Linked DNA regions of Mus musculus: all the other regions are linked to region 1. A link is a loop called in an ENCODE intact Hi-C map of the cell type or tissue named here. Cell type or tissue: heart. All regions are shown on one strand.

The links. Peaks named below come from ENCODE experiments on the same cell type or tissue, not always from the same donor. Only the 100,000 strongest peaks of a DNase experiment are listed, where the experiment ranks them.
Region 2: it touches region 1 in a loop (2.1-fold over the local background); 4 of 42 quality-filtered maps call a loop at or near these places.
Region 3: it touches region 1 in a loop (2.1-fold over the local background); 3 of 42 quality-filtered maps call a loop at or near these places.

The regions. Positions count from the first base shown.
Region 1 is chr15:36,370,759-36,378,758 of GRCm38, forward strand. It overlaps Gm34150 (a long non-coding RNA gene), which reads left to right and starts at 3,594. Exons shown (of 4, transcript XR_383935.4): 1 at 3,594-3,910; 2 at 4,443-4,707; 3 at 5,293-5,468; 4 at 5,913-6,372. In heart, no CTCF peak of the experiment used is centred here; DNase peaks (open chromatin) are centred at 843, 2,923 and 4,173; H3K4me3 peaks cover 1,822 bases; H3K27ac peaks cover 2,088 bases.
Region 2 is chr15:36,453,354-36,461,353 of GRCm38, forward strand. It overlaps Gm34316 (a long non-coding RNA gene), which reads right to left and starts at 3,230. Exons shown (of 4, transcript XR_875145.1): 1 at 3,185-3,230; 2 at 2,285-2,866; 3 at 1,516-1,585; 4 at 1-596. In heart, a CTCF peak has its summit at 3,631 (motif pointing right); a DNase peak (open chromatin) is centred at 1,878; H3K27ac peaks cover 4,189 bases.
Region 3 is chr15:36,298,062-36,306,061 of GRCm38, forward strand. It overlaps the pseudogene Gm9501. Among named protein-coding and RNA genes, the nearest start is that of Gm41294, 17 kb to the right of the region's middle. In heart, no CTCF peak of the experiment used is centred here; a DNase peak (open chromatin) is centred at 4,740; H3K4me3 peaks cover 1,080 bases; H3K27ac peaks cover 1,606 bases.

The DNA of each region.
Region 1 (8,000 bases):
TAAATAGCTGCATACTTCAGAGGTCTGCAGACTAGGGGCTATTAAGGTTTACTTTCTTGCTTTATGTCTATGTACGAAGTGTTTGAAGTGCCTGCCACTGCCTTAGTTAAGAAATGGTTAACACCTGCTGTATCTGATCTGGTTTTGTTGTTGTTGTTTGTCTTTTGTTGTTGTTTTTCCTTCTTTTTTCTTAGACCTCAGACATTTCCTTGAGCGAGTACCAGGAGATCAAAAGGTCTACCCCAAATTGATTCCGTTAGCATAATTTGAGTTAGCTAAGAGGATCTGCAGATCTGACACATGAAGGACTCCAAAGAATATGAGCTTCCAGCTTCCTTGATCAAGCTTGTTTTCTCAGCCAGTTAAATAATTAAAAGGCAGGAAAGATCTCAAGCGTGACAAGTAGCAGCAGGGAAAATCTCAGATACAGGGAATCATCCAGTGTAGAGGTGAAGAAAGGTTTCTTCTATTCAGGTGAAGAAATACACACACACACAGACACACACACAGACACACACACACTCACACACACACTCGCACACACACACACACACACACACACACACACACACAGATGTGCGCGCGCACACAGACGCACACACCAAGAACAAGATCCTTTGCAAAGCCAGACAGTCTGAAATCTGATTTCTCTTCAAGAGCTGGTGGGTCTTAAGGTCTGACTAACTTAGGGTTGGTCAGTTTGAACAAAGACAGGGAGGCTGATAGGGCCACAAATTTGAGATAAACATGTCCTGAACTAGCTTTGAACTTGTTGGACAGGTCCACTGCTGAAGGAGGGGATTTCCCACTGACTGAGAAACCTTCCAAGCCAGCAAGGCCTTTGTTTCCAGCTGCCAGGCCTTTGCATCAAGTCAGGAGGTGGAGGAAGAAGGTTTGGCATCTTTATTACTGAGCTGTGGCCCCTCCTCCTAGCAGGGAGTCTCTCTAACTTTCAGTTCCTCACAGATACATGAGAAAACATTGCAGGATGCAGGCCCAGGTTCCCAATCTGAGGACCCCTCTTACCTGTAATCTGTCTGCTATCTCCCCAGAAGCCCCACATTTCTATCTAACGAGCTCCAACTGCCCACACTCCTTCTGTATCTTATGTAACAGGGCATCAAACCCTAGTAAGACTCCAGACCTTAGCACAACTGACTCAGCATGTAGACAGCAGTACCTGTCAAAACTAAAACACAGGCCTAATGCATTGAAGTCCATAGTTCTGGGAAAGTCTCTAAATAGCCTATCCTTGCTTTTGACTTCTGTAGTTCTACTTCTGGTTAACTGTTCTTGTTCATTGAAGTATGTCAACCCAGATATTGGTTTTGTGCCTAAAAGCTTACCCTGAGAAAGGTTCAGTGCTACACTGGGATCCTGAACACCTGGTGTAATCGATGGCTGGCTAATAAAGATTTCCTATTGGCTTAAACCCATGTCTGAGCAATCTTCGGTGGTGGATACCCCACAGCATCTCATACATGCTATTTACCACCCACCCCATTTCTGCATGTTAATTAAGTTGTATGTAACCCTCTCTTATTTCTCTGCCTAAGTCAGTTCATTTCCTGGATTAACACAATCAAACCTTCAGAGGAAATATGAAATGTCTCTGCCTCCAGTGTGGCAGCAACTGTATTGGGCTTATAATAAGCATATAAAGGCCTTAGGACACACTCTGCTGATAACCAACCTTGGAACTGGTTTCACTTTGTGAGTTATTAGCTGCTTAAAGAAAATGTTCATATCACAAGTTGGAACAGGATCCATTCCATATACAACCTCCAAACCCAGACACTATTGCATATGCCAGAAAGATTTTGCTGACAGGACCCTGACATAGCTCTCTCTTGTGAGGCTATGCCAGTACCTGGCAAATACAGAGGTGGATGCTCACAGTCATCTATTGGATGGAACACAGGTTCCCTAATGAAGGAGCTAGAGAAACTACCCAAGGAGCTAAAGGGGTCAGCAACCCTATAGGAGGAACAACAGTATGAACTAACCAGTAACCCCCTCCCCCCCAAGAGCTCGTGTCTCTAGCTGCATATGTAGCAGAGGATGGCCTAGTCGGCCATCAATGGGAGGAGAGGCCCTTGATATTGCTAAGATCACATGCCCCAGTACAGGGGAATGCCAGGGCCAGGAAGCAGAAGTGGGTGGGTTGGGGAGCAGGGCTGGGGGAGGGTATAGGGGGCTTTGGGGATAGCATTTGAAATGTAAATGAAGAAAATATCTAATTAAAAAAAAGAAAAAAAAGAAAATGTTCATTGTCCAGGCATGGTGGTGCACACCTTTAATACCAGCTCTCTGGAGGTAGAGGTGGGTGGATCTCTATGAGTTAATGCTTGAGTTGAAGATCAGTCTATTCTACTATATAGCACAGTGGTTCTCAGCTTGTGGGGTGTAATCTCCTCCAGGCGGGGTCAAATGACCCTTTTATAAAGGTTGCCTATGACTGTTGGAAAACACAGATGTTTGCATTACAATTCACAATAGTAGTAAAATTATAGTTATGAAGTAGCAATGAAATAATTTTGTGGCTGTGGGTCACAACAACATGAAGAACTGTATTTAAAGGGTTACATCATTAGGAAGGTTGAGAACACTGCTATAGTGAGTTCCAGGACAGCCAGCACTACATAGTGGGACCCTGTCAGAAAAGAAGAGAAGGAGGGGGGAAAGGAAGTGGGGGGGAGGAAGGGAGGGATGGAGGGAGGGAGGGAAAATATGCTACTTTACTAACAGCAGGTTTTGTTGGATTATGAAGTGTCAGTGAGTAGGGAAATCAAATTCAGGATCTTATGAAAGCCCTGAGTCATTTTCTCCCAGATGCGAATTTGCTACATCTTGGCTCACATAAATGAAGGCTCCCTTCCTCAAGGTCTCCAGGAAACAGAGGGCAGACAGGAGGAGCAGGGACTGGTGCCAGACAAAGTGCGCTCTGGCGCAATTGGAGAGCATAGATAGGCTAGGGGCTACTGCAGAAGGCTCTCTCCTTCCCCTTCACTCCAGGAAACCCTCTGCTGGTCAGGGGCTGCTCTCTTTTCAGTGATGGAGCCAGCAGTCTTCACAGTCCTGTCAGCACAGACATTCTGGGGATATTTGCAGGATCAAAAACAAAAACAAAATTAAAAGAAAAAAAAAAAAACCTTGAGAGGTTTTGTCTTCAACTACACTTTGTCACAGTCTTGCTTTGTTCCTCCCATCTGGCCTTGGGGGAAGTAGGTTAGCCCATCTAGGCAAGTTTAACAGCAGGTTCTGGGGATAAAGCCCCACAGTCACTATGGGCTAGTCCCAGGATGCTAAGGAGAGGCCTGGTCCCTGCCCCAGCATGCCTCAATCCCCAGAGCTTCTTCAGAGAGGGACCATGCACCGCTCTCTTTAATGTAGGCAGAGGCAGTGTGAAAGCACAGGCACAGGAGCCCGAGGCCTTGGCACCCCGGTGTTCTACCTGGCTGGAGGAAGGAAGGAGAAGCCCACCAAACTTAAAAGGGCTCTGGGGATTAAGGAAGACTCACTGCTAAACCTCCCTGGAGGCAGGAAGGGCTGCTTCTGGGTTACTCCCTGACCAAGGTCCTAGGAGAAAGTGCCTGTGAGGCTGGCTGTGTTCTGCCCCGCCTCCCAGTCTTCTCTCCCACACCCTCTCTTTCTCTCTTCCCACCACCTACAAGGGCAGCTTGGAGCCGCCCAGCCACACAGCGCACGCAACAGAATCTCCAGAAGTTGACATGGTTGGAATGCGTCTGGGGTCTCAGTAGCACTGTAGCTGAACCACACACGCTGTATTCTAAATTGAAGTAATTCGAACGCTCATGGAGACCCTGAAGAGCACAGGGGGTGACAGTGACCTGATAGTTCAGAACCTCCTGGAGGACAGGAAGAGAAGTTGGCTCCTGTGGCTATTTGGGTTGGTAAAGTTGACCTCGGCGGGCGGCGTATCTTGCTCTAGGAAAGGATTCTGGATTCTCCGGATGGAGTACTATCAAATTGCTACCAAATTGCTCTTACTGGCTTTCTGTATCCACCGCCTAGGCAGGCAGTAACTGTGTTCCTGTGAGTGTTCCTTCTCCCCTCCAGGGGCTGAGCCCAGGGTTGGGGCTCCTGGAAAAGAGCATTCATGAGACACAAAAGCATAGAATGTAATCTCGAATTCACGGGGTGGCTTTCCCTTCCCTCTCGCCATGCCCAGCTGCTTTTCTGAGTCCTGGCAGCCTTTTCTCTGCAGCAGCCTCCCTGGAGCCACTCCCCTTCCCCGGTGAGGCTGCTTTGCATTCCACAGGCACTCTAGACCGAAGGGCTGTTTGTCTAAATGGCGTAAGTTGCTATTTCTTTACTGCACTTCTGATAAGAAACTGCCTTGAACGTGGAGGACTTCCGGTCTTCAGTCTTGCTCATTTCCCAGATATTGCTCTTTTCTTTCTTTCCTTTTTTAAAAACAGCTCTAGAACTCTCGATCGCAGCCATGCCTGAGTGGGCGCGCAGCAGAGTTTAGGCGGTTTGGGGTGCTAATTAATTCAGGTGCAGAAGAGCAGCCCAGTCAGGCGAAGCTGGCACCTGGCCCATGTGTGAGTGGTGACTCACCTGCTGGAAGACAATCTGGGGACCGTATAGCTTGAATAGCAACAAATACTTGGCTTGATTCATGCGTGGATGTTTACGGATTATCTAGAAGGAAAGCTGGAGCCGGGATGATTCCTAAATAGGGTAAGACAGGTTGACAAAGTCATAAAAGCTACCCAGTAGGAATAAAGTCCGCCCACTCATCAGCTCTGTTGCTAAGATTCTGTGTTGATTCCTGACTCAGAGGATGGAGCAGCGTGCAGCCAATTGTTCTGGAAGAACTCTGACTTTGTGGGACTCAGAGTGCCTTCCTAGGTGGTCTCTGGAGGGGTCAAATAACTTCAAGCAGGGTGCTGCTGGTTCCCATTTGGGGACTACCTCTGAAGCCAAGGCTGAACTCCCCCTCTCCTGACTCCTCCTCCTCTTCTCTCCCTCCCATTCCCCCTCCTCCCCCATACTGTCTTGCCCCTCCCCTCTTCCTTCTCCTGCCTCCCTCTCTTCTCTCCTTTCCTCCCAACTCTCTTTTCCTGTCTTCCCCTCCTCTCACCACCTTTTCTTCCTCATTGATCCCTCTCCTCTCTCTCCCTCCTTCCTCTCCTTTCTCCCTCCCCTCTCCTCTTTTCCCTCTGCATCTTCAGACCTTCAAAGATGCTAATCTTCAGATTAAGAGGATACCAAAGATGTTTTGGTATCAGATAATCTGATTTTTTTTTCAAATATTCATTATAGATGTCCTACCAAATTGGCTTCCAGGCTGTTACAATGGCTCAATGCAAAGATTTGGCACTAAGCCTAACTAACAACCCGAGTCTCATCCTTGGAACTGTTTAAAAAAGATTTTGTTTTGGAGTGGAGTGGTTGCTCATGCCACACCTTTGATCCCAGCACCCAGAAGGCAGAGGCAGGTGAGTTTGAGGCCAGGTTGGTCTACATAGTGAGTTCCAAGACAGCAAGGGCTCTGTTGAGAGACCATGTCTCAATGAACAAACAAGAAAATATGAAAAAAAATCTATTTGCTCAAATGTGTTCTAAATGTAACTCAGTTAACAGTGGTAGAAGGCCATGTTAAAAATAGGCAGAATCTGTCATCCCTTTTACCGTGAACCAGGTTTCAGCATAACTGAAAGCCAGGTGGATTGAGGCATGTTCTTCTATAGATCAACATTCAGAGTCGGGTGAATTTTAGTGGAAACTTCAGAATCAGAAAATAATCGTGTTGCAGGAAATAATCGTGTTACAGTTTTTATTGGGAGGGGACTAGTGGTTATCAACAGGTAATAGTTTGCAGTGGTGAGATCAGCCAGTCAGCTTCAGACATTTTAACAGTGTTAACAATGCACCCCCCACAGAGATGGTTAAAACCCACACAAGGAAACAGACCCATGAGTGGAGTATGCCAAGAAACAGTTGAGCCGGAACCACAGCCAAGCCAAATAATCTCTGATCTCGAAAGAAGATGAGGATACGGGAGGCACAGTTAAAGGCCTTGCAGGAAAGGCAGGTGAAAGCTGGGTTTGGGCAACCAAGAGAAACTGTGCTGCTTCCCCAGGTCACTGCTGAGGAGACGCAGAGAGGTCAGCTCCAGGGTAGAACAGACTCAGAGACCTCGGAGGATACCTAAGAGCCAAACACAGTGAATGAACTGGGCAGATCCTAATTTGAACAGATAGCAGAAAAGTTAATTTTGATAACTGAGAAAATTTATCAAATGTCAATGATTTTTTTTTGTAATTTCAATGAATGAGATAATGGAATTATTGTTACATAAAAGTATTTGCTTTGGAGATTTAGCTGAAATTCATGATGATACAATTCTGGAATATCTTTAATATGCATTCAAGCAAAAGCATAAAACAAACGTAAGGAAAAGAAACTAGTCGATTGGTGTTAATGCTAGGCACTGGCTCAAGGTTTTCTGTTTGTTTCCTATTCTTGAGTCAGATTGGACATTTTTATAATAAAAAAAATCAAAATAAAAATGTAACACCTGAATCTTTTCTTATTCATTGTAGTGTCTATCCATACTTTGAACTCCTATTACCTCCTCCAACCTCAGAATGTCACTATGTTCAGGGACAGAACCTTTTAAGAGGTCATTGTGGCATAACAAGTCACATGGTTGGGCCATAACACAATAGAATTGGTGAAGAAGAGATCAGGATCTGTGGAGTTAGTGTTTTGTCATTGTGACAAGATGGAGTCATCTTGGAAGACTGTGCCTCAGTTAGGGAATGGCTTTCATCAGATTGACCTGTAGATGAGTCTACCTAGCATCTTATTGATTGGTGCTTGATGTGGGAGGGGCTAGTCCACCGTGGGTGGTGTCATTCCTAGACAGGTAGTCCTGGAGCATATAGAAACCAAACTGAGCAAACCATGGAGAGCAAGCCAGTAAGCAGCACTCTTCCATGGCCTCTGTGTCAGTTCCTGGCCCTGGGTTCCTGCCTTTGGTTCCTGCTCTGGCTTCCCTCAGTGGTAGAATATTAAATGGGCTTTGTTGTTGTTGTTTTTAAGACAGGATTTCTCTGTGTGGCCCTGGCTATCCTGGAAGTCATTCTGTAGACCAGGGTAGCCTTGAACTCAGAGATCTGCCTGTCTTTGCCTCCTGAGTGCTGGGAATAAAAGTATGCGCACCACCTAGCTGTGGACTATTAAGTGTAAGCTAAAATAAACCCTTTCTTCTTTGAGTTTATTTGTATCAAGGTCCTTTTCATAGCAATATAAACCCTAACTAAGACAGACTTAGACTAAACATGTGATGAAACAGAAGACAGACATCTACAGGCTAAGCAGAGAGGCTTCAGACAAAATCAACATCTCGGGCTGTCTTAGGGTTTCTGTGGCTGTGAAGAGACACCAAGACCACAGCAACTCCTATAAAGGAAGGCATTTAATTGGAGCTTACTTACAGGTTCAGAGGTTTAGTTCATTGTCATCATGGCAGCAAGCATGGTGGCATGCTGGCAGACATGGTGCTGGAGAAGGATCCAAGCGTTCTACATCCAGATCAGAAGGCTGTAGGAAGAAAGAGAGGGATTGGCTCCAGCATTCAAAACGTCACAGCCCTTCCCCAGTGACACACTTTCTCCAACAAGGCCACACATCCTAATTGTGCCCTTCTCATGAGCCCACGGGGGCCATTTCCATTCCAACCACCACACTGGCACCTTGATCTTGGACTCCCACTCTCTAGGGCTGCAAGTCATGGTTTCTATTCAGCTGCCCAGTCTGTGGGGCTTCGTGATGATAGCACTAACAATCTATACTTGCTTTTTCAATTGTTTCTCTTTATGCCACTTATCACTCTATAATATACATATTTCCTTAGGTTAAACTTCTCCCACTAATTAGGCCTGCAGCCTGAAGCTGGGCTGCAGGGAGGTAGGCAGGGCTTCGAATGCTGGTCTTGGGGTCTGAGGCAGAGATAGGAGGAAAAG
Region 2 (8,000 bases), 83 kb after region 1:
ACTCTACCCACTTTCTACTCTGGGACAAAAAGATCAGGGCTGGAACGTTAGCATATGGAAGCAGAGGGCAGCTTCGAGAAGGCACAGAGCAGGCAAACTGTTAGGGCAGGCCTAGCATCTGTGCACAGACCTGAGACCAGGCAAACTGTTAGGGCAGGCCTAGCATCTGTGCATAGACCTGATCCTTCCCTGAGGTCTGAGAGGCCTGCTGGCCTAGCACTGCCATCCCACAGAGGATGTTGAAGAAGACAACCTTCTAACTTTCTCTAAGCACAGAGGAAAGCCCCACAGAACACAGGCCACCCCCTCCTGAGTGACAAATGACAGTTGTGATCTTATCTCCAACTTTAGCCGCCATCTGATTATCCTTGGTGCCTGGGATTTACAAAGAGAATGCCTTCCTGGGACTGTCTTGTTTCCTACAGCAGATCTGGCCACTCGGGATTTGCTGAAATGCAGACGATGGTTCACAGGTGTGGAGCAGGGCTGTGCAGCAAGGCTATGGAGCAGGACCCAGGCTGCTGAGCTCCCAGCCACCTTTCAGGCAGTTGAGCCAGAAAGCAGGCTGAAGTTGACCATGGTGGATCCTGGGCTGCCTGTGGAGTGAAATTCAGTCATTTGAACCATGGTTCTGGCTTTTTTTTCTTCTTTTTTCCTGACAAACCATTACAAAGTGTTGCCCTTGAGCTTAACTTTGAAGTTCCAGCTGCAGGGGCTGCTGATGGCCCGTGGCAGCCAGGCACATCTTCCCTAGCCTAGCAACCTCGGAGAACAGCTGGGCAGATGTGCAATGAGGTGGTAGCAGAGATGCTACATCATACCACTGAGTGGACAGACCAGGAACCCTCTTAGGCTCAGCTAGCAGATCTCATTCTACCTGGGTTGCCTGGCCCAATCTCTCCTTGCCCTCCACCCCACATCCCCCACAGCATCCGTGATGGGGCCTCTGGCATCACCCTTGCTATTCCTCAGCAGAAATGCCATCCCTAACTGTCCTGGCTGCCGTGCCTCCCACTGAAGAGACTCGTCTGTGCATCTTCTCTACCAGGAGACAGGCAGGCAGACAGACAGACACATACACACACACACACACACACACACACACACACAAAGAGAGAGAGAGAAACACAGAGAGACACACATACACACAAATATACCTATTACACACACAGGCATACACACTGACACACACAAACACACCCTTTGCTAATACCATGACTTGATTTGTTCTGTTCTTCTCACAGGCTGTCAGGACTTATCTATCATTGAACCCCTGAAAAAGGAGGGCTGCAGCTTCTCTTCTACACTTAAGACTCATGGAGGGCAGGGCAGGAGGCCACCACCAACTCCCCTCTGCTAAGGTGCCACGTCCAGGGAGGCCCAAGACTGTCAGTGCTGCCTCACATTGCCGTCCTCCATGGAAAGCTGCTCTCTGGGAATATGCTGTCATCCTCAAAGCCACAGGCCCAGGGGCTCATGCATAGAAACCACAGAACATGGAAAGCTAAGCCTTACCTTGCTGGCTCGAACGGCTTAGAATCCCTCAACAGAGACTACAGCCTTCTCTCTGGCCCTCTGGGGATACCTGTTTGAATTAGTGGCATTTGATGTGAATAACTCCATTTTGTTTTGGTCCGTGGTGGTCAGGGCAGAAACTCAGCTCAAATAGTTGTCTCCTGTACTCTGTATCTAACTAAAGGCAGTCAGGAAGGGGAGGTGGGCTTTTTGGACCCCAGATCACCAAAGCTGCTCTTAGGACAATGCAGATCTTTATAGCTTCTTTCCACCCCAGCTCTGAGTCCCAGCCCCAATGCCTGCCATGGTGACTCTGAGAGGCCTGGTCTGGACTATGGCCCCTCCCCCTGTCTATTGAGATGCAGAGTTGTGAAGGCCAGATCTGGACAGTGCATCCCTCCCTAACAGGAAGCCCGAGGACAGATGCAGGAAGAGACAGAGCCATTTCCCCAAGGAAAGCCGGGAGGAAGCTGGGGAGCGGGGGTGGGGAGGGTGGGGGGGAGAGATGCGAGGTTGGTTGGGGGTGGGGGTGCGGGGCAGGAAAACAAAGGGCAGAGAACCAGGAACCAGCCCAGACGAACAGGCTTGGTGGACGGTGGCCTGCTGCCCTGAAGCCTTCAGCCTCCAGCTTGGACAACATCTTGGGTCCCAGGCTTTAGAGAAAAGAGCGGGCAGGAAGGCATGTGGGGCGGGGAGAGAGGGTTCGACACCGTCTTCTGGAGGAAGTGGGAATTTCCACACGGTGAGCTGCAGGGCTTGCACAACTTACCGCTGTCTTCTTGAGAAACCCGTGGGCAGTGGAGGAGCCGTCTCCTCCAAATGAGAGTTTACCACCTTCCTCTCAATGATAAGTTTTTCTGTTGTCCCTGCAGGGTGCCAACTGGTTTGTACAGATATACACAGTCACGTAGAGTAATGTTCCAGGGGTGGGGGGCTTATCTATCTGAGAGCATTCTGCAAGCTCAGAGGTTCCGATTCCACACTTGTGGTGAGTTGGAATACTGCCAGTCCAAAGCCAAATTCCCCAGAGCTGTCTTTGGTCCCACTGCCCACCTTCAGGACTGACTGTCAGGTAAAACCTTTTGGGATTAGTAGAACACTAGTGCCCACCAACCCCAAAGCTAAAAGTTTCCTCAGGCAGCACCTGAGACTCATGGCTGTGTCCCTGCTCCGCTGGGCCCATCTGCGGTTCCCATAACGTATTTGAAGGCTGCTTAGGTTTATGGCTTTCTTTTGTTTGTAACGACATAAAAAATTCAGGACAGACCACCTTATCACCAGCACCGGCTCCATCTTAATCCACGTACCCTGAGGCTGGGGTTCCCACTTGGAGACCAGCTAAGAGAGGACCCTGTGGTAGGAAGGGGAGGGGGCAGCTGCAGTGACCTACATCCTGTGTAGTGTTCCGTCTCCCTCTTCACTGATACCACTTGGATTTCTGGCCCAACCGACCTGGGTCATAAGTGCCTTGTCTTCCCTTTGGTGTCGGCCGACGATTCAGCCTTTCTCCTGAGCCCTGCACTAGGCTCCACCAGGCCTCACAGTTCTGCCCCAGAGCCTGGCTGCTCTGGGGCAGCCAAGGACTGCACGACCTCCTCCTTCCTCTGACCACTCCCCAGAGAGCATCAGCCCCCACCCCCATTCCCTCCCCACCCCGGCCCAGGCCCACCTGAAGCTCTCAGCTGCCCCGGAAAGATAACCCGTTTCTCTCTAAACAAGGGAAACACTGGCTTGTCCCAGCCCTGGAAGGTTGTCCCAGCTCTGGAAATCCCCACACGGCCTGTGTGGGTGAAGGGGTGGGGGGAGCTGGGGAAGAAGCGTTCTGCCTGCAAGCTCCTCAGGCCTCTACTGCTAAAAGAAACTGGATCCTGGGCAAGAGTGAAGTTTATTTTATTGTTATTTTAACAAAACAGGTTCTCCCAGGCAAACCTTGAATTTCTGATCTTCCTGCCTCTACCCCGACCCCAGATCAGCCCTAGAGCTCTGAGGATGCTATAAGCACTAGCCAGAGACTTTATCCTAGGCCCCAAGGAATAGTGAATTAACATTTACTTTATTCCTACTTTTGTGCATGTATATGTGTCTCTGTGGGGTAGGCACATGTGAGTGTAAATGCCTGTGGAGGCCAGAAGATGGCGACAGCTCCCCCAGAACTGAAGTTAAAGGCAGGTATGAACTCTCTGGTGTAGAGCTGGGAACCAAACTCAGGTCCAACACAAAAGCAGTTAGTGCTCTAACCACTGGACCATCTCTCCCATCCCCAAAAAGTATGTTTTTAAAAAGCATAAGGTCCACTGTGGTGGCGCACACCTCTAATCTCATGATTTGAGAGGCAAAGGCATGGTCATCTGGTCAGATTGGTGAGGTGGAGGCAGAGGCAAGTTACCTTGCCGTGGTGGCTAAAGGGAGGGAGGTGGAGCTGGGAAGATGACTGGGTCAGTAAAGTGTTTGCCATACAAGCACACGAATCTGAGTTCATAAACCCATAAAAAGATGTCCAGAGCTGGCAGCGAAGGGGAACCCAGACAGGCAGAGCTCTGAAGCTCACTGTCTGTCCATCATCCCTGCCAAACCACTGAGCACAGTCAGCAAGAGACCTGTGTCAAAACATAAAAGTGGAGAGCAACTGAAGAAAACACCTGATACTGATGGCTGGCCCCACACGTGCTGATGAAGGGCCCCACACATGCTGATGGCTGGCCCCCACACAGGCTGATGGCTGGCCCCACTCATGCTGATCAAGGGCCCCACACATGCTGATGGCTGGCCCACACACAGGCTGATGGCTGGCCCCACTCATGCTGATCAAGGGCCCCACACATGCTGATGGCTGGCCCACACACAGGCTGATGGCTGGCCCCACTCATGCTGATCAAGGGCCCCACACATGCTGATGGCTGACCCACACACAGGCTGATCAAGGGCCCCACACATGCTGATGGCTGGCCCCACTCATGCTGATGGCTGACCCATACACAGGCTGATGGCTGGCCCCACTCATGCTGTTGGCTGGCCCCACTCATGCTGATGGCTGGCCCCACACATGCTGATGGTTGGCCCCACTCATGCTGATGGCTGGCCCCACTCATGCTGATGGCTGGCCCCACACAGGCTGATGGCTGGCCCCACACCATGCACATACACTTGTACCACATAACACCCCCCGGCATGCACACATAAACACAGAGAGAGAGAGAGAGAGAGAGAGAGAGAGAGAGAGAGAGAGAGAGCACCGCAGCAGCTATAGTCCTAAAGTAGTCCTAAAGGCCCCTTCCCCTGTGACCTGACTTTTTCCTAGGTATCCCGCCTCCTAAACGGTTCATCATTTCCCACAGACTGGTGACTAAGCCTTTATCATATAGACTCTGGAATGTTTTAAGACCAAATGATAACACACCATAAACCTCATCCACCCCTAGTCTTTCCTAAAGACCTGATTTACCACAGGCCCCAAAACAAAGAAACAACACTGGTTCAACTTTCAAAATACAGCTGGGGTGCATCTTCTTACTACCCTGCACTAAACATTGTCTTAGTCATTGTTGTCTTTCATCTGGGCTGTTGCCATGGCTCCTTACAGTTGCTTTACCTCTTATGCTCTATTGTGTAGTGATTTCTCTAAAGGTCAGCCCACTAAGATGTTCTAAGAGGTGTGTGTGTGCGTGTGCGTGCGTGCGTGTGTGTGTGTGTGTGTGTGTGTGTGTGTGTGTGTGTGTATGTATAACATTGTGTCCTGCAGGGAAGTTCCTTAAAAACAGGAAATAAACAACTTCAAAGGCTTCAGGAAGTCCCTGAAACTGGCCACATTCACTGAGTTCCTTCCTCCCAAGGCTTATACAAGCGGGGAGGACTACTGAAAGACATCCTCAGCAAGAAAGCTGCCTACAAGAGGAAGATACCAACAGTCTGGAGAGTCTCAGACCAACTGTGCTGTATGGAGGAGACATTCTTCACCCTACCTGCCTGCACGTTATGCTCTAGGTTTCAGCGTTTGTGAACCATCATCTGTGCTGAGTTGGGTTTTATGAGGCAGCTGTCTTTAAGTCACTGCTGCTCCTACGAACCCACACTCCTGTAAGTGTTATGCCCTGACTCCGCGGGAAACCCAGGGGGCCCAAGAACTGTGAGTCCGAGTCCGATGCAATCATGCATAAGAGCCTTTGTTTTTGAGTCACACTCGGATCAAAAACCTTCCCACAGTGCAGGACAGGAGTGCGACCCCGAGCTTGGATGGCTTGGCACTTATATACAGCATAGTCAGAGATCTTTGAATGCTTAGGGTGATGGGGGAGGCAGGGAGATAAGTCATGACTCAGACACGATACCATTTGGTAGGGCGGAATCGCGAGGCTGAGAGGGGAATTCTTCCGACCTAAGGATGATCTTTATGGGGCTATCGGGAACTAGTTTTATGGCCAGCCATAACTGTCTGTGACCCCTGATCACCTCTCTTCTATGATTTAAACGTGGGACCCTAATCTGTTTGTTCCAAGGCCAGGCACCAGCTGCAGCTGGGAAGCGCCCAGCCGGTTATCAGGGAGAGTGCTAGGGGGAGCAGGGGTCGGGGAAAGCAGAACTTCTTTGAGAAAGCACAGAAGCTGCCTGTGCACCTCCTAAGTAACCCCAATAAAACACCATAGTTGGCTGGCGAGATGGCTCAGTGGTTAAGAGCACCGACTGCTCTTCCGAAGGTCCCGAGTTCAAATCCCAGCAACCACATGGTGGCTCGCAACCATCTGTAATGAGATCTGATGCTGTCTTCTGGAGTGTCTGAAGACAGCAACAGTGTACTTACATATAATAAATAAATAAATCTTTAAAAAAAAAACACCATAGTTCACCCAGTCAGACTTTGGAAGTATCCTTAGTTTATCTGTATCCTAAGTCCTTTCTCTCGGATGAATGGATATTTGTTCACATCTGCTCAGGATGGATGTTACACCTATATCCATGGAGGAAGGGAGAGGTGAGCAGGGGGGGAGGGGAAAGGTGAGCTACACAACACCCTCTCAGGATAGGAAACTGAGAAAGGTCTGGGCTTTTGGATCTTTTTGTTGTAACTCATAATAGGAACAATGGAGTCGTGCGATGGGAATTCTGAATGCTGTGAGAAAATTCCAAGAAGACAAGAGTCTTGTGACCTCAGTTTCATCAAAATATGGAATTGTTCTTGGAATGGCTCTGTGCTCCTCCCAGGTGTAGCAGATATGAGTGGTTTTTCTTCAGCTGTTACTATTCATGCGCCTCTGTGGGAAAACATGTTTTAGCTGAGTGTGGCTTGTCGTCGTGGTTGTACACTTTACACATGTGACTCCTCTTAACTCCCAGAGTATGCATTGTCTGAAGTTCTGAATAAAGTTGGCTATGGCAGGAGACTTTAGTCTGCCTTATCTTTAGGCCCCGCCTTCCCAGGGTCAAGCTGCCAACTAGAGCTACAAACACCTTGTGATGTCAGACAGATGGGGGTCTCTGGTCTGCTGGACCCTGCTGTGTTCTCAGGGTCCTAAGGTCCAGGAATTCTTGTACAATTCAGGAACACTGTGTAGATGACATCTGCCTACAACTGCATGGCCCACGTCCCGCCAGAGCTGGAAACAAAACCAATTCAGCTTCTCTCCTCAAGGCTGCAACCCAACTGTAACTCTGTGCTAGGCGGGTCATGTGGCCCTTGAGCCTCACAGACACAGGGCAGGGGAGTGCCTCTGAATGAACAACTAGCCCTGCACAAGTTCTTCTAGGAAGCCTTGCCCTGTAGGAAGTGAATTCTTCCGATCGCCCTTAAAGAGGCACTTATCAGGGCTCTGTTCCCATTACCACAAAGGAAGGAGGACTCATTATTGTAGTCAGCACACACGTAAGAAATGGCCTTGCCTAAGCCATGCCTCTCACTTACCTTGAGGGCCTCTGAGTCCCAGCTTCTATCTGCCTCTCTGAGTCGCTTGTGTGTGTGTGTGTGTGTGTGTGTGTGTGTGTGTGTGTGTGAGAGAGAGAGAGAGAGAGAGAGAGAGAGAGAGAGAGGCTATTCACAGCTTCATAAGGGATTACAAATTTGTTTCTTTTGCTAACCTGTTTTATTTACTAGCCCCCTAAACCCAAGAGGTTTTTCTCCACAGCAGTGATCATGCACTGTCTGGGATAGTGATGGGCTGTGTCCTTTGTTGGCCAAGAGGAAGTGGCAAAAGGCAAAGTTGCTGTTGGCTCCAGGAGTCAGTCTGGGGACGGGGCTGAGATGCTGTGGGACAGACTCTGGAAAGGGCAGCTCTGAGAACAGGTGGGGCTGTGGCTTCCAGGACACCTGGCCCAGGCCAGAAGAGTGTTCTGGCAAAGGCAGCAGCTGCAGGCCACAAGGAAGGCCTAGTGAGGAGCTTGGTGGTTTAACTGCCTTTTTGCATCTGAAGATATCTTGGGAGGAGGGGCTGAGCTATGAAGGCTTCCTGCTCCTCTGGATTCTATACTCACACCATACCAATTTTACCTTGTGAAGT
Region 3 (8,000 bases), 73 kb before region 1:
CCCAGAGCCTGGCTTTCTGTGTCTGCCTTCTGAAGACTGACACATCTTCCAACACACTTTCACGAAACATTTCACTCCTAAATGCTTTGGCCCCTGAGTCCTCCTTTCACACCTCCCTGTCCTGTCTGAAGTGTGCTCATCTTTTTCTTCTTAGGATTTGGATCCCCGAAGTCATGTAAGTCATACTTACTAAGCGCCCCCCCCCCCCAAGAGCCCACATTCGCAGCTCCTGCCATTTGGACTTAGAATCTCAGAGGGACAGGACCCTAAGTGATGGAGTTGTCCTAAACCACGAATCCTTGGGAAGAATTCAGATGGCGGCTGCTTCTCTGAACCCTGAGTTCACATCGTGGAGAAGACCATCATCTCCATGGGATGGGTGCATTCTGTCACTGGAACGAGATGCTGGAGACATAAAAGATTGTTTGATTCTGGTTTTCATGGTTCTGGTCCATGATAGGGTTAGCTTCATTGCTTTGAACCTGCGATGAGATAACATGTTTTAGGGGGGACAAATCATTTCCCTTATAGCCAGGGACCAAGAATGAAGCAGAGACTGAGACCCTATTGCCCCTTCAAAGGCATACCCTCACATGACCCAAAGACTCTGAAAGGTTCCCTCTTAGAGGCTCTATCACGTTCTGGCAGCACCCAGAATGGGCAATCCTTTAACGTGAGTCTTCCGGGAGCACCAAGCTTCTAACTCCTTCAGCTCTGTTCCTAGCCACACATGCTCACTGTAGCATCTTCTGAGACATCTTATTTAGAATAGAAGAAAGAAAGACAGGACAAAATCCACATGGAGCAAATAGGGCAGGTGGGTCTCTGTACTGCTCTATTCCGCAGACCCCACTCAGCAGCCTGTATCCCGAGGCACATGATAACTATCAGTGTTGTATGTCCCAACCCAAAGCAAGTCTGTCCATACCCAAGAACACGAATATGAGTCCTCCCCATCCTGTTCTTCTTACATAGGGCTGACCTTCGCTCTTCTCCTTCTACTGAGGAATAGCCCCTGGAAGCTGGGTATTGCTGTATATGCCTACAGTCCCCGTATTTAGGAGTCAAAAGCAAAGGGACCAGAAGTAAAGGTCATTCGTGACTACATAGTGAGTTTGAGGTCACTCTGGGTTGCATCAGATACTATCTTTAAAAAAAGGAACAATAATAATCTGGAAAAAAAGTATTATTTTTAATGGTTACACTATGTTCAACAGTATAGTGAGAAATCTACTACTTCAAAAATCTTTTGGCTAGGGCTGGAATGGCTCAGTAGTTAAGAGCACTGGATGCTCTTCTGAAGGTCCTGAGTTCAAATTCCAGCAACCACATGGTGGCTCACAACCATCTGTCACATCTGATCAGATGCCTCTTCTGGTCTGTCTGAAGAGAGCAGCAGAGTTCTCACATACTTTAAGTAAATAAATAAATCTTAAAAAATCTTTTATCTGGCACCATTGCCATGGAACCTGGACCGTGCCACTGGGCACCTGATATCACCCATTGTGCACCTGTGGTCCCTTTTGGTTCCTGGTCCAAAATGGCAACCTCCAAGGACCACCAGTATCTAAATGAAGGACATGGCAGCTGAGCTTGCCCTTGCTGATGTCATGGAAGCAAGCTACAGGGGAAGATGATGGATCTCCAGCACGGCAGCCTTTTCCTTAGAGCACCAAAAAGTTTCCCTGGCAAAGGCTATGGCATGACTGCCAACCCCAAGCTGGCCATTTCCACAGCCGGCCATCAGCAAGAGGGAGAGAGCAGGGCTCCATTTGGCCCAGTGAAATGTGAAAATCTTCAAGTTCTTCACTCCCAGCATTGGGAAGTACAGTGCAAACTGCAAGCTGCTTCTTGCTTCAAACCCAGATATCTTGACCTATGTGCCTTGGAAAATAAGTGGTTTTCCCCAAACAGAGTTATCAGGGGTGGTTGCAATCTGGATTCAGCTGGGTTCTGTTGCCTGATTGGAGAAAGGCTGGGAGTTCACCTGCTGAGCTGTCATGGATGTGTCCTGGGGGAGTGTGGGGACTCCAGTGTGAGCCTGTGTGGAGTCTCCCTGAGGAATCCGAACCCAGAACTGGTTACTGATGCAGACAAGGAGCAGTGGAAGGAGGTCCATATGCAGGTGGCTGACAGTGCCTATGAGGTGATCAAACTGAAAGGTTATATGTCTTGGGCCATTGGCCTCTCTGTGGCTGACTTGGCCAAGAGCAAAACATACTCTTAAGTGCATACATCCCATTTTCACCACAATTAAGGGTTTCTAGGGAATAAAGGAAGAAGTCTTCCTTAGTGTCCCCCGTGTCCTTGGACAAAATGGAACCTCAGATGTTGTGAAGGTGACTCTGACTCCTGAAGAGGAGCCCCTCCTGAAGAGGCATGCAGTTACACTCTAGAGAATCCAAAAAGAGCTGTTGCCCATATTAGCACTGACCTCACTATGTAGCTCAGGCTAGTCTCAAATTTGTAGCAACGATCCTGCCTAAGTCTTCCAAGAATTAAGATTACAAGCATGTACCATCAAGCCTGGCTTCCTTCTTACTACTTTTATGAATTAGAAAGGAAAACTGAATAGTAAGTGAGAAATACACATGTTTAATAAACACATTAAAAGTTCAACCTCAGTCATGTGTTGTAGTATACACCTATAATCCCAGACCTCTGGAGACTAAGGCAGGAGAATAGCAAATATCCTGACCTACATGAGTTTACAAACAAACAAAACAAAAGAGTTTAAGGCAGGTGCGGTGCTGTGGCAGCTATGTAACAATGTAACTATGTAACTTGAGGCTCTGCACTAGTCATTAAAATAGAGCTCTTCTTTTGTTCTTTTTCCTCTTTTCCAATACTTGCCAACACTCTGGACTTTGTAAACTTTTTCTTTTTTTTCCTGAAGCTTCTTTGTTTGTTTTGCAATTGGTTCTTACTACGCAGTCCTACCTAGCCTAAGTTACTATGTAGATCAGGCTAGAATCTGCCTGCCTCTGCTTCCAAAATGCTGGGCACCATGTCTGGCCCGGCTATCTCCCTTTTTTTCCATTCCAATTGCATGCAGAATCCCCCAAGCCTAACTCAAAAAAGGGAAACCCCCTCTCTCTTCCTCTTCTTCTCTCTCTCCTCTCAATCTTCCCCTTCCAGGCAACTCCGAGATTAACAATTTACCTTTCCCTAATTATAATAAAATTGTTCTTGAGATTGTTTACTTAGATTTCATCTTTTATTCCAGAAAATTAGCAGTTCTGAGAAACTGTTACTGTTATGCTGTGTTGATAACAGGTGCAAACTAGATCAATACCTCCAGCAAGCAAGTTCTTAAGAGACTAAGGTTTTTAAATCTTTATCCATTAATGGCACTTCTAGAAATCCATCCTATGGGTGTAACCATCAAAATAGACAAAGATTAATGCACACAGATAAATACTATTATAGCTGGGGAAATTGAAAGAGCCTATTTGGAAAGCTATTTGAAAGCTATTGTCTTCTAAGTAAGACGTGTATTCCTTCCTACCAGGAAGGCCACAGAAAAACAGATTCAAACTATCAGTAAAAAGGAAAATGTGTACATTATACTAAAGGCAGGATACCAAACTCCTCATGCAGAGAGATTACAGCTCCAAAGATACATGAAGACAATAGGAATATGTCAAAGCTGGAGGTGCTTGTGTTTAGGGATTACATATATTATCTCCTATTTTTTTATTCTTCTGTTCTTTCTCCAAGTTTATACTGTTCCTGTATTGTGTAGTCTAAGAAAAATCCTGCAATCAAACCAACAGCCAAACAGAAATGCAGGCCCTGGGGCTAGCTTGGGTGGTAAAAGCTTGCTGTGTAAGCAGGAGATAAATTTGGACTCCAGTACTTCTGTTTAAATGAATCTGGGTATATGGCCTTGTGAGCTACTAATTCCAGCACTGGGGAGTCAGAGACTAGAGGGCCCCTGGGGCTGAGTTTGGAGAGAGATCTTTCTTGCCTCAGTAAGAAACAAACATGAGCTGGAAGGTGGGAAAGATGGCTCCATGGGAAAGAGTGTGTTCCGCTTCTGCAAAAGACAAGAGTCTCAGTCCCAGGATCCACACGGAACCAGTCTCCTGGCTCCAGGGGATCCCTCAGCCTTCGTGGACACCTACAGTAACGTGTACACACACACACACACACACACACTTTGGCATGGGGTGCAGGGAGCAGTGTCATTTTCCTTCCTCTGCCTCACCTGATGGTCTGTCTTTGAAGAGGTGCCTGGTACAGAAGCAAATTACAGAAAACCCTAGAAAAGTAGGGTTCTCAGTCTAGGCTGTCCACTGTAAGGTTTGGGGAGCTTTTAAACGCCCTGCTTGCCATCTTCATTCCCTGGCCCCATATCTGAGTCTCAGCATTTACTCAGTCTAAGCCAGTGGTTCTCCCAACCTTCCTGACACTGTGACTCTTTAATACAGTTCCACTTGTTGTGGTGACCCCAAGTATAATGTTATTTTCCTTTTTATCTCGTAGCTGTAATTTTGCTACTATTATAAATCATAATGTAAAATCTATGTTTTCTGATGGTTCTAGGCAAACCTTGTCCAAAGGGGTCAGGACTCACAGGTTGAGAACCACTGGTCTAAGGTGAGCCCTGCCTTCAGCTTGTTCTAAAACGTCCTGTATGATTCTGATTGTTTCCCTGAGTCCCACTGCTTTCAGACCCCAGTTCTATGAGCCAGCACTTTCCTGTCTTATTTCTAGGCAGGAAGTCACCCCAGAGCTAGCCAGAATCTCCAGAGGCTGTCTTAGATCCGTCTTGGCAGCAGCTACAGCCTGTGTTGTTTTTCAAAGGTGTTTACTGTCACACTGACAACTGTCTGCATTGAGGATTGCCTTTATGTGAGGCACCAATATAAGTGAACAATTCTCACAAGCTTGGGAGACCCAACCCCCCCCCCCCCCATGCCCAACAAACTGTGATCCTACAGTAAAATAGCTTAATTGAAGCAATTTTCTTGCTTTGGAAATGAAATACTCAACTTGTGTTCAGAGAGGACACATAGAAACAGGGAAATCTCCACCATTATCAGGATTATACAGAGTCTGGTAGTATATAACACATAGCTCCATTTTTATGCCAGAACAACAAATATGCCAAGGGCAGTAAACCTGAACCAACATTACAAATGTATCCAGTGAGCCCTTCACTAAGAACCAGGTACCTGTTCCTAAAGTTTCATTGGGATATTCTCTTTATTGAGTTGCATTTATTTATTTACGTGTGTGTGTGTGTGTGTGTGTGTGTGTGTGTGTGTGTGTGTGTGTAGGTCAAAGGACAACCTTTGGGACTGAACTCAGGTGCCCAGACCTGGCAGCGATCTCCTTTAGCAGCTGAATCACCTTGATAGCCTTCATGTGTTTTCTCAATTTGACAACCTGGATGGGTGCATGTATTATCATCCTCATTTTACTGCCAAGTGAATCAAATCACTAAGATATTTGCTAGCTGAAAAATGACAGCTAGACAATCCTATATTCCCCTTTGTTATTTAAAACAGACTTATTTCATGGTTTTTGGTTACATGTATGTGTCGGTGTGTAGGTGTGTGAATGTGAATGCAGGTGCCTGAGGAGATCGGAGGAGCTGGAGTTCCAGGAAGCCGTGAGCTGTCTGATGTGGTTGCTGAGAGTTGTGTGGTGTTGTTGTGAAGAGTCACCGTGTCCGGGCTTACAGTTTCAGAGGTTTAGTACACTATCATCATGGCGGGAAGTGTGGCAGCATGCAGGCAGACATGCAGCTGGAGAAGGAGCTGAGAGTTCTACATCTCGATCCTTGGACAGCAGAAGGAGACTGTGTACCACACTGGACCTAGCCTGAACACATATAAGACCCCAAAGCCCGCCCCCACAGTGACACACTTCCTCCAACAAGGCCACACCTCCTAATAGTGCCACTCCCTATGAACCAAGAATTCAAACAGGAGACTATGGAGGCCATTCCTATTCAAATCACCACCGAGGTTTTGTTTTGATGCACAGAGACAGCCAGTGGGGGTAGAACAATCATAATGATGCGAAACTAAATATTCTGAGGCTTAAAAGCTGTGGGGTAGAGATAGAGGTCACACACCCAGATTCCTTCAGTAGTGGGACTAGCAATCTAAAGAGAGGAGAGTGTGGGGACCGACAATGGGGCGTGGCAACAGCCCAGAGCTTTGCAAAGCTGCAGCAGAACACTATACAGGCTAGTTACAGAGCAGGTTGAAGTGGTCCTGTGAGCTGCTTATCTGCTTGATGGAAAGTGAATGAGGCAGCCGGCTGGGGGCAGACAGAGAACCTTTTGAAAGACACTGACAAGCCAGAAAGGAGAGGGCAGGGGAAGCTGAGGAACAAAACCAAACAGCTCCTAAGGTGAATCCTGCCGCTGAAATCCCGAGGTAACCTGGGGTTCCTGATGACATCGAGTCAGGAGGCTCTTCCTGCTGCGTGCTGAATTTGCTGGATTCCAGAAGGACCCGTGGAGCCTAGAGCCCCGTTTCAATCCGTGTTTATGGCTCCTTCCCTAATATTAGATGTAACTTGAGCTGTCCCTCAGAACCAAAAAAGCCTCAGGAAAACACTCTTAGAAGCGCAGACGTGGTAGTACACCCCTTCAGAATTACTATGCCCCTATTTATAGTTTTGATTTTCCCCTTTGTGCTAGGCTATCGACTGTCACTTTTGACTGCTATGGTATGCTGGTTTCTGCTGTCCACTCTTTGTAAAAGCTGCCCAGGGTCTTGGACACTAAGTCTGGAAGTTGATGGGAGCTCGATTTTTTTCGTTTTGTTTTGTTGTTTTTAAGTAAAGGTAAATAGGTAAAGTGGGAAGGCTGAATTTCCAGAGCATGTAAATTATCTCAATGCAGTTGTTATAAAAGTTAAATGAATGATAACAGATGTCTAGTGTCACGTGACAGTTAGCCTATAATATTTTGAAAATTCAGTCTGACAGCTCAGCCTCTAACCTTGTTTACTTTTTACTCTGGGCTCTAATCCAAGCCATGAATGACTTTTCCAAAGCATCCTTTGGTTCTGAGGAGTCAAATGCAGTGGAGCCAGCCCAAGTAATGGGGAGGAAATTCATGTTAAGAGATCAAACAACCTAAGGAGAGAAACTGCATGTGCTCAGACAGCTTGTCTGTCTTCTCCCCTTGCTTTCCTGATCTCTTGTTTCATTTCCCTCTTATAGATTATTCTATATCTCTGCAAAATGGTTTTTTTTTTTTGGGGCGTTGTTGTAGTTTATTTATGAGACAAGGTCTCATGCAGCCCAAGTTGGACTTAAAACTCTCCCTATAGTTAAGGGTGGCCTTGAACTTCTGATCCTCCTGACTCCAGCTCCTTGGTGATGGAATTGCAAGTGTGTACCAGTATACCTGGTTTATGCAGTGCTGGGGCTTCAACCCAAGGCTGCACACACATACTAACTAGGCAATAGTTTATCAACTGAGCTATACCCTTAGACTTGGGCTGTCACGTTTCTGAGTAGGTCAACTCTTCATACTATGCATAATCTTAGCCCAAATTCAACTCATGACCTTATATCTTCAATGTCAGCACTGCCCAATTCAGCCCTTGTGTATGAGACTATGTTTGCCCTGGTTTGGGTTGAGTGTCTGTCCCTGGTTAGATTAGTCAGTCAGGAAGCAGAGCAGGGAAAGGCTCTATTACTCAAGGAACCTGTCAGTCTGCAAGCAGGATGACCCAGAGAACTATTTGACAGGGATGAAGTGATGGACTGTTTGACCAGTGTGATTTCAAAACAGATGGTGACATGTCAGATATTTTGTACTTGGCCAGTAAAAGATACAATGCAGAAGAATTAATTAACTAATTAATTAATTAATTAATTAAAAGATACAATGCCTGGCATGTTCATGGCCACTTTGTAATAGTGAAACTAACTCAAGACAATAGCAGATACCATGCTTCAGAATCCTGGCGTAGCAAATATAACATCTGCTTTACCATCCACAGAGCTTCTCACTTCTTGGTTTCTTG